2 separate regions of the Homo sapiens genome follow, and region 2 is linked to region 1. Evidence: chromatin loops called from intact Hi-C (ENCODE). Cell type or tissue: PC-3. All regions are shown on one strand. Links, peaks and the distances in the headings refer to the core of each region. The heading gives the core; the rest is flanking DNA.

What was found. Peaks named below come from ENCODE experiments on the same cell type or tissue, not always from the same donor. Only the 100,000 strongest peaks of a DNase experiment are listed, where the experiment ranks them.
Region 2: it touches region 1 in a loop (11-fold over the local background); 1 of 110 quality-filtered maps calls a loop at or near these places.

Annotation. Positions count from the first base shown.
Region 1 is chr11:82,714,102-82,722,035 of GRCh38, forward strand. No RefSeq gene overlaps it. Among named protein-coding and RNA genes, the nearest start is that of FAM181B, 16 kb to the right of the region's middle. In PC-3, for the core only: CTCF peaks have their summits at 4,287 (motif pointing right) and 4,513; a DNase peak (open chromatin) is centred at 4,310.
Region 2 is chr11:83,041,702-83,049,635 of GRCh38, forward strand. All of the region lies in intron 1 of RAB30 (RAB30, member RAS oncogene family), which reads right to left. Among named protein-coding and RNA genes, the nearest start is that of SNORA70E, 4.1 kb to the left of the region's middle. RefSeq lists an enhancer at 3,563-4,117. In PC-3, for the core only: no CTCF peak of the experiment used is centred there; a DNase peak (open chromatin) is centred at 3,450; H3K4me3 peaks cover 838 bases; H3K27ac peaks cover 1,658 bases.

The DNA.
Region 1 (7,934 bases), core at 1,864-5,863:
TGAGCCCACACCCAGTGCTGTCTGAATCACGCTGTCTGATATAATTACCAGATTCCATTCTCAGCACCTTTGAAACAATACATTCGCACTCTCAAAGGCCATCGATGCGAAATTCCTTATTTTCCCTTGTGAGTGCCTCAGGTCTAAGATCTAACATCTTCTCAAGGGATAAAGAGAACACAAAATTATGGCTTCTTACCAAAATATATTTTCCCAGCTCTATCAGTCACAGTCTTAGCCAAAAACTGATGACATGCTCCAAGGGAGAAACCAAAGAGAGTTTCACAAAAAAAATACTACTTACAGATGTGTGGACGGAGGTAAGGGAGCCACTGAGGGATGGTGAAGACCCAGCGCCTAGAAACAGCAAGACGCCTTTACCACGCCCAGGCATGAGGAAGACAGGCAAGAAGCAGTGTTAGAGACCCTGGACGGAGCTGGAACCGCTAAGCTACCAAACAGGAAACGCAGCCTGCTGCAGGCAGAATTCCTGAGAATGTCCCCAGGAGTCCAAACCCTGTCCCCACCCTTTGAGTGTGATGAGGAATCCTTCCGTCATTGTGTTATGTTATATCTCACTAATGGCCTTTATCAATAAGGGAGATTATCCAAGTACATCACTCAAATCACACGAGCACTTAAAAGCAAATAACATTCTCCAGCTGGTAACAGAAGAGGAAAGTGGGAGGAGATGACAGAAAGATTCAAATTGTGAGACAGACTTGATGTGACGTTTCTGGTCCATTGAAGATAAAGAGAGGGCCATGTGGGAAGGAATAGAGGCAGCTTCCAGGAGCAGTGTGGAGCTTCCTTGCAGCTGACAGCCAGCCAAGAAATGCAAATCTCAGTCCGACAACCACAAGAACTGCATTCCTCCAGCCTGAATGAACTTGGAAGTAGATCCTCACCTCCACGTGAGCCTCCAGATAAGAACCAGCTCTACAAACACCTTGATTTCAGGCCTCTGAGGCCCAGAGCAGAGAAGCCAGCTGAGCCCACCAGGGCTTCTAACCTACAGAACTGCGAACTAATAAATGAGTGTTGTTTTAGGCCACTAAACGTGGTGATTTGTTAGGCAGCAATAAAACACCATTGTACAGCCAAAGAGGACACAGCTATTGCCAGAATTAGAAGCCAGTGCCGGGGAGGCAGGGAAATGGGCAAATCAAACTGTTTTCTCCTGCCCTCCATCCTCCTGCCAAGGCCGCCCATTGATCAGGCCACTGAAGTTAGTCTCCCGAGAAACTTCAGCCTCACTGCGAGCCATGGGTATGTTCCAGTCCCAAGAGCAAACTTGGATTTTGTGAACATGAAGTTTACACAGTTTTAGGGGTGAGCTCAAGAAATGACTAAAAAAGAGCACAAAATTAATTACAAAACTAAATACTAGTTTAAAATGAAAAAAGTAATAAATTATAAAATCTATCAGGTACCAAACATCCCAAAATTCAAAATACTGAAAAGTAAATACAATCACGTGTCACTTAACACAGGGATACATTTTGAGAAATGTGTCTTTAGGTGATTTTGTCATTCTGCAAACATAGAGTGTGCTACATAAACCTAGTTGGTATATCCTACTACATTCCTACGCCATATTGTCCAACCTTTTGCTCCTAGGCTACAAATCTGTACAACATGTTACTATACTGAACACTGTAGGCAATTGTAACACCATGGCATTTGTATATCTAAACATAGAAAAGTACAGTAAAAATACGATATTATAATCTTACGGGACCACTGTCCTAGATGCAGTCTGACACTAACTGAAATGCTATGCAGTGCACAATTGTATTTTTATTAATTGCTTTTTCTCCTGGACTTTTGACTATGTTGCCTGTAACTGCCCCTTCATATGATGACAATGGCTGTATAACATTTTCAATAGAGAGAATATAAAATTGTCTTACCTTTAGCATGAGTGATTGATTTTTTAAATTATTCGTCTTTCCTCTAGCATGGGTGATTAATAGTTTAAGAAAGTGTTTCTCACCTTCACAATTTGTAATTGGCTGTGCCATATAAATTTTTAGAATTGTTGTTATATGTGGGAAGAGGTCTATCAATTCTTTCATATTTGAACTGTAAGATTTCACTGTATTTCAAATTTTCTTATGTAGTGGCTAGTCTTAAATCATTCTTGAGTTGATTACACTCATTAACCAGTTTGTTGTTGATGTTCTTGCCATAGTGGCGTATTGTGAGCTTTATGGGTCTGAATTTTACACCAAATCAGCAAGAAATTGAAATCATTTCTGATGTGTGCATATGATTTACTCCTCTTCAGTAAATGGATTACCAAGTAATCCAAGAGCCTACTAACTATTTCTATTTGCAATTTATCTTTTCCTCTAATGAATTACTGTGCTGGGTACTATCTGAAGAATTTTTTGTTACAACTCACTTCTTAAAGTCAGGTCTTTTCTTATTTTTATCTCTTATTAATTGTTTTTCTTTAATATTCCATTACTTTTATCTGAATTTTCTCTCTGTTCTTTAATAGCTAAATTTAAAGTGTCAAAGAAGGTCCAAATCAAAAATCCATAATTTCTCCTTTTTCTATTAAGACATTCCAGAATATCTTTTGGAAATTCAATTTAAATGCTGTATTCAAGCTTTATCAACTAAGCTAGTCCCATGAAAAAAGGAGATAAAATATAAAGTATATTTAAAATTGTATATGGTTTTAAAAATTACCAAGTGTGTCCTGACAGGAATGAAATTCAATTTTGACAAAGCATCAATAAGAACTAAATTCTCTGCTTACAATTTTACACATCAGAATGGATTAGAAGAAATTTCTATAGACTAGTTTCTGACTCCATACATTTCAAGCCTTGTTTCTCCCCTCTGCTCACATTTTCCCTGAACCAGGCACCCTGAACAGACTCTATTATAGTACAACCTCTGACCTTGCATCATGTTTTCACAGCTGCACAGTGGGCAGAGTACTATCCCTGGAAACCATTCTTATACCAGAACAGCTAGCAATAACTCTGCATGAAAGAGACAGAAAACCACGACAATGCAACAACTACACTCAGACTAAATGTATCCCCACTCAACTTCCCTGAGCTGGGTCCCCAAAATGTCCATGCTTCCCCAACGCCATCCAACACAGAGTAAAATGTGATGGAGCGGAAGTTGACAAGGAAAGAGGCAGCACACCTAACCAATTGCATGCAGTTGAAAATATCTTACTTTTGCAAATTTCACAAAACATAACCATGAGAACACATTGCCAGGGGACCCCCCCCCCCACCCACTTCCTCACATGCACACCTTGGACCTTGGAAAGGGCCTACGCAAATGAAGATCCCTGAAGCTAGAGCTTCATTGGCTTCACGGTAAATCTGTCTCTGATTTTCATAGTTAACTTGACTAACAACAACTATATTCGTTAAGGTAACCCTAAATGGTATAACAAACAAACAAACACAAAGATGCATAATAGCTCAAAGACACTTAGAGGTTTACTTCTTGCTATGGAAAGTCCAAAAGAGGTGTTCTTCATGGACAGGTAGCTCTCCTCCAAGTGGTGACTTGAAGACCCAGATTCATTGCATCTTGTGATTCCATCTTCAACACATGAATCCCAAAACTGCCATGCTCATCTGCATCACACCACAAAAGGACAAATGACTTGGAGATTTCTATGTAGAGAGTTCTATGGACCAGACTCACAAGTGATGTGTATCACTTCCGCTCACATTCCATCACCTAAGACTCAGTCACAGGCCGGGCATGGTAATCTCAGCACTTTGGGAGGCAGAGGCGGGAGGATCACTTGAGGTCAGGAGTTTGAGACCAGCCTGGCCAACGCGGTGAAACCCTGTCTCTACTAAAAATACAAAAATTAGCCAGGCATGGTTGGGGGTGCCTCTAATCCCAGCTACTCAGGAGGCTGAAGCAGGAGAATCGCTGGAAGCTGGGAGATGGAGGTTGTAGTGAGCCGAGATCATGGCACTGCACGCCAGCCTGGGCGACAAGAGTGAGACTCCATCTCAAAACAAAAAAAAAAGACTCAGTCACATGGACACAACTAACTGCAAGCCAGGAGCTGAGAAAGGAAACCAAGGCTTTGTAGCAGCTCAAGTCTGTAGAGGTTCCCAGTTTTCCTCCAACATCACTCTGAAGTCCAGGGTTACAAGCAGGGACAGTGGACACTTACATCAATCCTTTTCTATGGTTGCCCGGGCAGGCACAAATTTAGGAGAGGAAAAAAATAAAATCCCTTTCCATTATCTCTGTTCCAGTGAAGTTACTGGCAAAAGCCAGCGTCGTTTGTATGTGCAACCACTAGATGGCTCTTTAGGCCTTTGGATTCCCCAAGTTTTTGTTAGATGCTTTTCAGCCAAGCAGTTTGAAAGGATTCTCCAGTCATCTGAGCAGAGTTATAAATGGCCCTATTCTTCCTAGCCTCACCCCAAGAATGGACCTGGGCCTGCCTCCACCTCGGGAGGATTGGCAACCAAGATAAAAGAGAAGTCAGTGCTGTTAAGCAGAGCATGGGGAAGTCCGTTGGAAGCAGAGACACTGAGCCCAGAAGGCTTGGCCAGAGGCGCAGCTCTGCTCAGAAAGCTCAGTGGAATGTGGCCTCACAGTACCTGTTTTATTGTCTGTTAAATAGAAAATACACTGCTACTTTAATTTAATACAGGTGTCCTGCTTTTCCAAGTGCCTTTACAAACACCGTCTACTTTTGTCCCCATAACATCCCAGTCAGGCCAGCATTAGGCATTATGGGTCCCACTTTGCAGATGGTGAAACTAAGGGACTAAAATGTCAAATAACTTGCCCAATGAGGTCACGAGGCAAGTTATCCTTTTCATGGTTTCGTGCTTTGCATTTTGTAAAACACTGCCAATGCTTTGGCTTCCTCATTTCTCACAACAGCATATGAAAGCAAGACAAGCATTGCCATCACTATCTTCATTCTATAGAGGGGGAAAAATGCTAAAATCTAGTGAGGTTGAAGCAATCTGTTCATCTTGGCAGCATTCATGCTATAACTCTCCTTTCCAGATCTCCCTGTTAAAATTAGATTTTCAGGCTTAACACCAATTACTTTTCTGGAACAAAAGGGCCAATTCTCTCCGCTTATGGTCACATACAAAGTATAAATATTTAAATTCTTTTTAAATTTAGAAAAGACTTCTTTTATCTCTTCTATAGTTTCTTTAAACATGAAACCATAATTTTCGCCAATGTCAAGATTAGCTCTGTCTTTTGCATGCTTTCGTTGTGCATTTTGTCAACTACGTGAATAAAGAGAACAGAAACATAAAGGCATTGACGGAGACTGAGGAGCAAGCAGGTAAGAGAATGTGTGGCCAGTCCTTGGCGCCTCTGTGAGAAGCATCTGGACAGAGCAGTGGCTTCCAACTGTGCTCACCCCAGGCCCAGCTGCATCAGTCACATCTGTGAGTCTGGGGAAGAACTGGGCTGTTTTTCAAGTCCTCCTCTTGTCCCAGGAGATTCAGAATCACAGGCAGCACTGAGGACAATTCTGTTCTCCAAAAGAAGATCCAGCACTAGAAGTCCACGGTTTGCTCTTCTGTTTGAAACTTGCCTCTTAGCCAAAGGAAGATGAAAATCTCAGAGGAAATATCAAAGTGACCTAAAAGTCAGCTACAAGTATTAAACACAGTCAAATACAGTTAAATAAATAACAGGACTTGGATCTTCCTCAGACTCCAGATGAAATGGAAATAAATTCATAGCTAAAGGGGAGATTTTATTCTCCAACCATTGGATTTTCAGATCCTACTGACATTTACTAAGGCCTTGCATTTGGCAAATGCTATGCTGGAGGCTGTTTATATTTCAGTTCATCTTCACAACCACCATGTGGAAACATCACATGTCTCCATTCTAGAGATGAGAACGAACACTGATACTCAGAAATGATGATGTGACTGTCCTATCCAGCACTAGTGAGCATCAGCATTGGTTACATCCAGGTCTTAGAAATAACAGTATCTACCAGTACCTGGGAACCTGCTATATGCCTGGCCCTCAGCAGTAGCTACCTACCTGATTTCTAATTCTCACACTAACCCTGAAAAGCAGGGAATATTGTTATTCCCACTTTCCAGATGAGAAAACTGATGCTTAGAAAGGTTCGGTAAGTCTACAAAATGGCATCAGTAAGAAAAGGCAGAGTGAAATTTAAACCGGTTCAGTCTAGGCCGGTGACCACTGCAGTGTGCCAATTCCAGGTCCAAGGCGGCTCTTGTAGCTGCTGCTGTTGTGTTGTTGTTTCACCACCTTTTACTGTCATTCAACTTGCTCTCAGCAGTTGGTGTGTAACCTGTAGAAACCTGTAGGAACAAAGGTAAGGTCCTCCCAGCTGAACGGTGGCCCTGCTCAGAGGAAGGATAATAAAGTCATGCTGCAGCGCTTCCTGTTTCCTCATGCCATTATATGGACAAGATTGGCTTTTCTTACGATGTTCTGGCAGCAACCCATGACCCAGACCTGTGCCAATGTGATTCAGATACCGTCCAAGTTCTGGGCTACTGTTCAAATATGTCCTGAGTTCCTCTGGGCCACTTTATCCCCTGCCATGTACTGAAATCCTGTTGCTATGGGCAAAATTGATTAAGAGATCAGATTCTGAGCAGCACTCTGCATCCAGATCTTGGGGGCCCTGGAACTCGCATAGCACAAAGCTGACCACCCACCACTGGGCCCTCGGAGGGAGGCCCGCTCCCCTCCAGGAGAAGAACCAGACACTCCAAACACGCTGGGAAGATGCACCATTCCTGCCAGGCTGCTGCGAGTCCTTTGTGTGGGGTATTGTTTCGTCTTCTGGGGTAAAGGCTCACTCTGCCATTGCTCCTTTACAAACCAGCTCATATGAAGGGGCCAGTTAGTCACGGATTCCGGGTCATTGTGGAGGGGTAGGATGTTTTCAATGGCAGTGGTTCCAGTACCTTTTAAATCCTGAGATGAAAATCCCAGGGCACCCAGAGCTCTTCCTCATTGGATGCAAAAGAGGGACCAGGAAGTTCAAGGCTCTTTTTCAGCTCTCTCCTGAGGCTTCTTATTCAACGAGGGTCTTTGTATAATGCTGGGGGCTTTACATATGACATCTAACACAGCCACAACCCTGTGCCATATCATTATTGCCATCTGACAGGAGAGGAAGTTAAAGCTCTGGTTTAGGGCATGTAGCTAAAAGGGAAAAGCAGCAATTAACAGTAAGCTCTGTCTAACTCCAATGACGCCAAAGATACTCCCAACCTGCAAACCTCTTTTCCAATGTAGCCAGGACCCACCAACAGCAGCCACTACTAGACAGTAGGGAGCTCTTGTTTAGTAAGAAAATTTGCCAGCTAGAATCACATAGGCAGGAACAGGAAATAAATTGTGAACACTGACAGGGCCTCCCTTAGAATCAAGGAGCCCCATAGTCAAGGGAAAGGATTTAAAAGAAAAAAACTGATGACCCAAGTATATCGCAGAAAAAGAAGAGGCGTGCTGATGGTGCTGGGTCCCAGAGGCACAGGTGCCAAAACCAGCCCTGACCCAGTGCTCCTAGGGCCTAGCCCCAAAGGAGGAGATCATCTTCCCACAATGCACATGGGGCCTCTGCAGCAAATGGGAGCTGCTGGCACCACCAAGTCTGTTCTGGGTAGGACCAGTTTTCAGTGGTGACTCAGGGCCACCACCAGCTTTATAGTGTCTTTGTGCAAATTTGTTTTCAAAAAGCCTTCCCCTTCCTTGGATGCACGGCTTGGTGACACTAGAGTAAGCATGAGCTGGACTTCAGTTTCCACTCATCTCCTTGGCCATGCTCGCTCGCACAGTGATGATCTGTACAATCCTCTGGTGCATGACAAACAATGATAGTAGCAGATTTAGCGACCCCAGTCCTAGACTCACTTGAAGAACAAAGCCAGCCTGAGTCCCCTGTTTTGACTTAT
Region 2 (7,934 bases), core at 1,716-5,715, 330 kb after region 1:
AAAAGTTTTTATAAACTTTTTAACTTTAAAACTTTTTTTAAAAAGTTTTTAACCTAGGCCATGTGCAGTGGCTCATGCCTATAATCCCAGCACTTTAGGAGGCTGAGCTGGGTAGATTTCACTTGAGGCTAGAAGTGTGAGACCAGCCTGGCCAACATGGTGAAACACTGTCTCTAGTAAAAATACAAAAATTAGACAGGTGTGGTGGCACATGCCTGTAATCTCAGCTACTCAGGAGGCTGAGGCAGGAGAATCGCTTGAACCCGGGAGGTGGAGGTTGCAGTGACCACTGCACTCCAGCCTGGGCAACAGAGTGAGACTCTGTCTCAAAAAAAAAAAAAAAAAAATTAGTTTTTAACTTAGAATCACCACTCCTCTACTATTTGTTCAGTTTTTAAAGAGTAACTCAAGAAAACTATATATTCCTTCAGGCAGGGAACACGCCTTACCATTCTTTTAGATCCCCATAGCACTAAATCAGACTAGATATACAATAGGTATCTAATGAATATATGTTGATGTGATTGGAAGGATGCTAACACCAAATGTCGAGACTTAAAACAAATCTAGGCCAGTTGCAGTGGCTCATGCCTGTAATCCTAGCACTTTGGGAGGCCAAGGTGGGTGGATTGCCTGAGCTCAGGAGTTCAAGACCAGCCTGGGCAATACGGTGAAACCCCATCTCTACTAAAAAAAATACAAAAAATTAGCTGGGTGTGGCGGCACACACCTGTAATCCTAGCTACTCGGGAGGCTGAGGCAGAATTGTTTGAACCCAGGAGGCAGAGGTTGCAGTGAGCCAAGATGCACCACTGCACTCCAGCCTGGGCAACAGAGCGAGACTCCATCTCCAAAAAAAACAAAAACAAAAAAACCCACAAATCTTTCTCTAGGAAATGGCAACTTCATGACTACAAAATCTGGCAGCCCCCACTTTAGGCAGTGATTCCACTTAGCATCACTAATGATCTGGACAAACTAAAATTATGTGCCTCCTTTTGTGATGATATGGGAAATATACAACCTCAGCTTTAGAATTCTTGCCCAAAATATTTAACCTGTATATAATCATGTAGAAATAATTATACAAATTCAGATTGTGAGATATTGTTAAGAAAACAGATCTGGAATCTTAAAAATATCATAAAACACAAATAAGCAGGGAGACTCCTATAGATTTAGAGACTAAAGAGGTAAAACAACTACATTTAATGTGTAATCTTGTTTGGATCCTGGATTAAAAACGAACCAACAGTTATAATGATTAACATTACAACATTAACATTATTATTAACGGTATTTGGACAATATGGGTATGATAGATTGCAAAAATGGCTGTGATTGTTCATGCCCCTGTATCCATGCCCTTGAGCAATATGACTTTGCAGTTATTCCCATCAAGAGGAGCATGTGACTTGCTTTGACCAAAAGATTGCAGAAGTGATGCTGTGCCAATTCCAAGCCTAGGCCTTAAAAGGCTTTGCACTCTTCCACTCTCTTAGAACCTTCCCATAAGCCATGGAAACAAGCCTGTTCTAGCCTGTTCTAGACCCCTCTAGAGCAAAGAAAAGCCATCCAAACTGAGGCCGACTTAGACCAGCCAGCTCCTAGTCAGTCCAGCAGCTGACTCCAGAGGTATAAAGGAGCCCAGTTGATCAGCTGAGCCTAATCCACATTAGAAGAACCACCCAACTGGCCCGTGGAATTATGAGCACTAATAAACTGTGGTGGTTTTAAGCCACTAAGTTTTGACATGATTTGTTTATCAGCTAGCTGATCAAAGGCAAAATTTAAATGTGGACTCTATTAGATGACATAATGGAATCAATATTAAATTTCTAAGGCATGATAATGGTATTGTGAAGAAGAATATCCCCCTTACACTTAGGAGAATACTGATATATTTAGAGATAAAGGATCATGATGTCTGCCCTACCCCCTAGTGTAAATATGCATTTATAAAGAAAGATAAATCACATGTGGCAAAATGTTAGCAATTGGTAAACCTAAGTAAAGGGTTTTTTGGTTGTCCTTTGTATTAATATGTTTGTTTTAAATTTTTCAAAATAAAAAATTAGATAGAAAAAAAACCACACACCTCTATTTACCCCATAACACAGCAAGTTACCGTGCAGTGAACAGATCCTTTCCATCTCCCACCCCCTGACCCTTTTTACTGGAGGAAACACTACTACTGCTGAGTGGGGAGGGAAGTAGATATAAAGTGCAGTAAACCAGGGTTATATTATGATATAGTTAAATGAAAGACTCATTAATAGTTAAGAAATGTTTAAAGGTAGATGTTAACAGCAAGCAGCCATTAAGGTTTTCTTCCTAATATAATCAGAAGAAAAATTTGTGTAGGGTTGGATGGGACTTGAAAAGAACAAAGCTTTGGCAAGAAACGTGGGCAGGTCTTTGAATTATTTTTTGTTGGAAAACAAATATTCCTGTGTTTCTCTATTTTAAGAGATTTCTCAAACACCTGCAAATGAGAAGGGTATCTTGTATTCATCTCTACCCCCTGAAAATCCCTAAAGAATCTTACCAATATAACCAAAATCTGTTTATTCACAACCTAATGAAAGCCTTCTTTATTTAATTTGGATTTTCCCTCAAGGGATATGCAGCAATTATTAACGCTGTATATTGACTTATGTGAACAAACCCAGAGGCCTAGGTTCAAAGGATATGGCTTTCTGAACTAAAATCTAAGGACTTCAGCTTTATTATGCCATATAGAAAAATTCCACTTAGAGTGAATGGCAAACAAAGCCCATTCTCTATATAAAAAACAGTAATCCAGGTAGGAAGATTTTTTTTTTAGAAATATCACTACAAGTCTGTTCAAAGATCTTTGAACTTCGAAAAAGTCCAGAGCAATCCCATGTATTACCATTGTCAGATGAGAAAAACATTCAACTTATATAAGAAAGAGAAGAAAATATTGCCAGGTACTCTACATTTAATGAGTTGGTTGTTCTCGTTCATCAGAACTGAAAAATAAATGCAGCAAAGAATTTGTTTTAGGCATCATTGGGCTCAAAGCCAAATCCACCCCTCATTTTTCTTACAGAATTCCTTGATTTTTTAGCCCACAAACCCCAGGATGCTTCAGAATATAGTTTGAAACTATAGCTTTAAATTAAAATGGCTGTGCAAAAGGCAGGTACCACATACAGAGAGAATCTTCCAGTTATCTCTACAAACTTCATCAGATTCAGAGAAACCAAGCAGGCTATCAGGTCTTCAAGGAATCTTTGATGTTCAAAGAGAATTTTACTGTATACATTAATTCTCAAAAATGTTCAGGGGCACTGTAAAAACAACTGCAGGGCAATAGGCTTTCCTAGCCGAAATCTGCACATTAGCCTATCTCATGAAAGGACTAGCCGTCAGCAGACCTAGACATGGTCTAACACAGACACTGAACTCCCATTGACTCATCACCGGAAGTGTCAACTGTTTAAAGAAGGGTGGATTACTCATTTATTCATTTATTCTGTAAACATTTTTTTTTATAGAGACGAGGTCTCCCTTTGTCACCCAGCCTCCCAAGCAACTGAAACTACAGGCATCCACAACTGTGCCCATATATATATTTTTTTTCCTAGAGATAAGATCTTGCCATCTTGCCCAAGCTGGTCTCGAACTCCTGAGCTAAAACGACCCTCCTGCCTTGACCTCCCAAAGTGCTAGCATTACAGGCATGAGCTACCACACCCAGCTCTGTAAACATTTATTGAACAAATTGTATATGCCAAGCCCAGAGTAGGAAAACACAGATTAAAAGGGCATACCCACTGCCCACCAGGAGGTCGCAAATGAATGGAGAAGCACAATCCAAGCACTTAGTCAAACTGCAATAAACAGCCTTGCCACGGTTAAGCACTTGAGCCTAGATCCTGACTCTACCACTTATTGGCTTGGTGGCTTTGGACAAAATTGACTTAACCTGTACAAGTTTTGTCTCCTCAGCTGTAAAATGGGTATGGTAAACCTATTACATTGAGTTACTGTCAGAACTGAGATTACGTATATGACTATACATATTATAGTAACTTTAGGTAAATGTTGGCTATAATTATTAATCTTTGTTATTATCTGAGTGGTTACACTAGGTATCTAAAATCCACCCTGAGATTCTAATAATTAGCTGTGTGACCCAGAGTAAGTAATTTAAAATCTCTGGGTTTCATGCTCTTCATTTGTTAAATGAGAGGTTATAGCTAAGTGATCCTAAAATCTCTTCAAGCTCTGGAATATTAAAAGGCTCTATGATTGATCTTACATGGTTTCATATATGTCTCAATGACACTGCTCAGATAAACTGGTGAAACAAAGCAACTGCCAAATAAATCACCTTTCTTCAGTAGTTGTCTGAATCTTTCATTTTACTTCCTTTAACCTCATTACTTACCCAGGCATATATGGGATATACTAAGCTGACTGAGAGCTAAGGCTTTGTTGTACCAAATTGTGCATCCTTAATCCCAAACACCGTCCTGGAAAGTGATAGGCACCCAGTGTCTTAAAATTAAGATTCATACTTCCCTCGGGACCAAAGCTATACATATGCAAGGTGAGTGGACACTCTGAGGTGTAGGCCTGACCTCTAGGGATCCTTTTCTAAGTGTCACCACTTAGAAAAAGGGCTGGAGAGGTATTCCACCCTTTGGCCTTCAGTTTCCTCATTGGTAAAATGAAGGGAATCTATTAGATCAGGGGTTGGCAAACTATGGCTCATAGGCCAAATCCAGCCTATATCTCTACCCCCAGCTTAGAATAATTTTTACTTTTTTTTTTTTAAGAGACAGGGTCTCACTCTATTGCCCAGGCTTCAGTGCAGTGGCGTGATCATAGCTCACTGCATCCCTGAACTCCTGGGTTCAAGCCATCTCCCCACCTTAGTCTCCTGAGTAGCTACAACTACAGGTGTGTACCACCATACCCAGCTAATTTATTTTTATTTTGTAGAGACAGGGGTCTCACTTTGTTGCCCAAGCTGGTCTCGAACTCCTGGCGTCAAGTGAACCTCCCCACTTGGCCTGCCAAAGTGCTGGGATTACAGCTGTGAGTCACAGCACCCAGACAATTTTTACATTTTTTAATGATTGCAAAAACAAAGAACAATATGCATCAGAGATCATATGTGGCCCCCAAAGCCTAATATATTTACTTTCTGGACCTTTTAATAGAAACAGCTTGCTGCCTCTGGATTAGATTATCTCTAAAGTCCCTTTAAACCCTGACATTTTAACATTCTAATTCTGCTGGGTTTCCTTGAATTGTGTGATTCCGGCTCTTCACGCAGAGCAGTACCAAGTCTGAAACAATACCAAAGGCACAACAGGAACTCAACTACAATTTGCTAACTGCATAAATGAATTCTGCAGCAGCAACCCTAAGAACTAAATCCTCTACCAAGGGGGCAAGTTGGGTCAATGTGTATCCAGTGACTGCCTAATAAATGCCCCCAGGGTGGACGCCACAATGAGAGGAACAATCTACTCTTATTGGCCTTTTGGATGACGGTGGCACCTGGAAAGGCCTGGAGCTCAGATAACCAGGATTAAAACTCACCTTGTTCCACCAAATAAAAAAATACATGTAGCCATCCCCTGAACAAACCCCTTGGGCAAATTATAAAGCTATCTAGAAAGAGCTATCAGAAACACAGATCATCTAAACTGATCATCTTAATAGCCATGGACCCAAGAGAATAAATTCCATCCACAATAAGGCATATAGAATAATTTAGCTCACAACATTATTTCTTTTTCCCTCTATTGTTGTTAAAAATACACGATACCAAAACAAGGAATTCAAATATTTATGTCAGGGCAACAAGCCAAGGAAAGTCTTGAGTATATGATCCTATTAACAATAATAGAAGATAGAGCAAGGTAAAAGAAAAAATAAAGCTCCCTGCCTCGACTCTTGACCACACATACTTTCCCAAAATAAACAGCCAGCAATTATTCTTTTAATGTTCCTCCTCTGTTCACCCATAAATCACTGCTATGTATAAACCTCTTGCTGATTCAAAGGATTTTTTTTTTCTTTCAGTCTTCCTCTTTTTGATTGCTAACAATGAGTTCTGAAAAGGGCTGAGAGTGCTTTTCCACCATCCCTCAGTAGAGCATCTCCATTTACAAGTACAATACACTCCAACCACACACTTCATTGTCATACTGTTACGTATAAATCACAAAGTTGATCTAGAGATTCTGCCTTTTCTCCTTTCCTCTAAAGAAGCAACTTGGGGCTGGGCATGCTGGCTCATACCTGTAATCCCAACACTTTGGGAGATAAGAGGATGGCTTGAGGCCAGGAGTTTGAGATTGGCCTTAGCAACATAGCAAGACCCTGTCTCTACAAAAAATAAAACGATGCTCACTTCTCTCCACAAGGCCCCGTATGCCCAGTAATGACATGGAGTCACAAATCTCACCTTCTCCCCAGGCACCCTGCTCTAGATATGCTGGCCTAGAAGGTTTAAAAAGAAAAAAAATCCCACCTCTAATCCCAGCACTTAGAGGCTGAGGTAGGAGGATCGCTGAAGACCAGGAGTTCGAGACCAGCCTGGGCAACATAGTGAAATCCTAAAAAAGTAAGAAATTAGCCAAATGTGGTGGCACATGCCTGTAGTCCCAGCTGCCCAGGAGGCTGAGGTGGGAGAATCACTTGAGCCCAGGAAGTCAAGGCTGCAGTGAGCCGTGATAACACCACTGCACTCAGCCTGGGCAACAGTGAGACACTGTCTCAAAAAAAAAAAAAAAATCCTGAATATTATAATGCTCATTTCTAAGCTCTTCATAAACCAGAAGAGAGACAGTTTAAATTTGGATTCTTTCCCCGACTCAGTAGGTAAGCTTTTTCTTTTTCCAATAGCCAGAGGAGGTAGGCAAACATTGGCCCCTCTGCTGACCTTTCTATGAACCTCAAAAAAAATCTCTTTACTTCCCAACCTTGGGGTTGTCTAGCCAATCAAAATGAGTTTAATGTTAGCCTGCATCCTTGTTTGAGAGGTAAGGAGCCTGCATTAGGTTCATGCTGTCTGAGCTCTGCGACCTCTAAGGAAAGGTCCTGTCGTGGCTGCTCGCTGATGCCAGCCCCAAACAGCCTCACCCACCGTCTCTCCAAATCCCATTGCTGTAAGCCCTGCTGCTGGGCCCCAGCATGGCCCTGAGTGGCTGTACTCCACCCTTCTTAGATGCTCTGCCCTTCTCCCTGCTGGAGCATGTGAGCTGGAGCATCCACTCAAGCTCGAAAAAGAACCACATGGTTAAAAAGAAACTTTTTAAAGTAGGTAGATAATTAATGTAAAGAGGGGCAGACTGCCTCTACAATAAGATAAGTCTGATATCGCCTTGTTTTGTAACTATAAAAGTCCTTGCAAACTATTTATTAATGTTTGCAAAAAGATGCTGGGTGTGGTGGCTCACACCTGTGATCCCAGCACTTTGGGAGGCCAAGGCAGGCGGATCATGAGGTCAAGAGATCAAGACCATCCTGGCCAACATGGTGAAACCCCCATCTCTACTAAAAATACAAAAATTAGCTTGGTGTCATGGCATGCACCTGTAGTCCCAGCTTCTCGGGAGGTTGAGGCAGGAGAATCGCTTGAACCCGGGAGGCGGAGGTTGCAGTGAGCCGAGATTAAGCCACTGCACTCCAGCCTGGCAACAAAGCGAGACTCCATATCAAAAAAAAAAAAAGGAGGCCAACATTTGCCTGGTTTTTCTGGGGGGCAGAGGCGGGGGGTGCAGGGGGCAGTTTTTGTGTTTTTTTTTTGAGACAGGGTCTCACTCTGTTGCCCAGGCTGGGGTTCAGTGGCGTGATCATAGCTCACTACAGCCTCAACCTGCGGGGCTCAAGCAATCTTCTCATTTCAGCCTCCCAAGTAGCTGGGACTACAAGGTATACGCCAC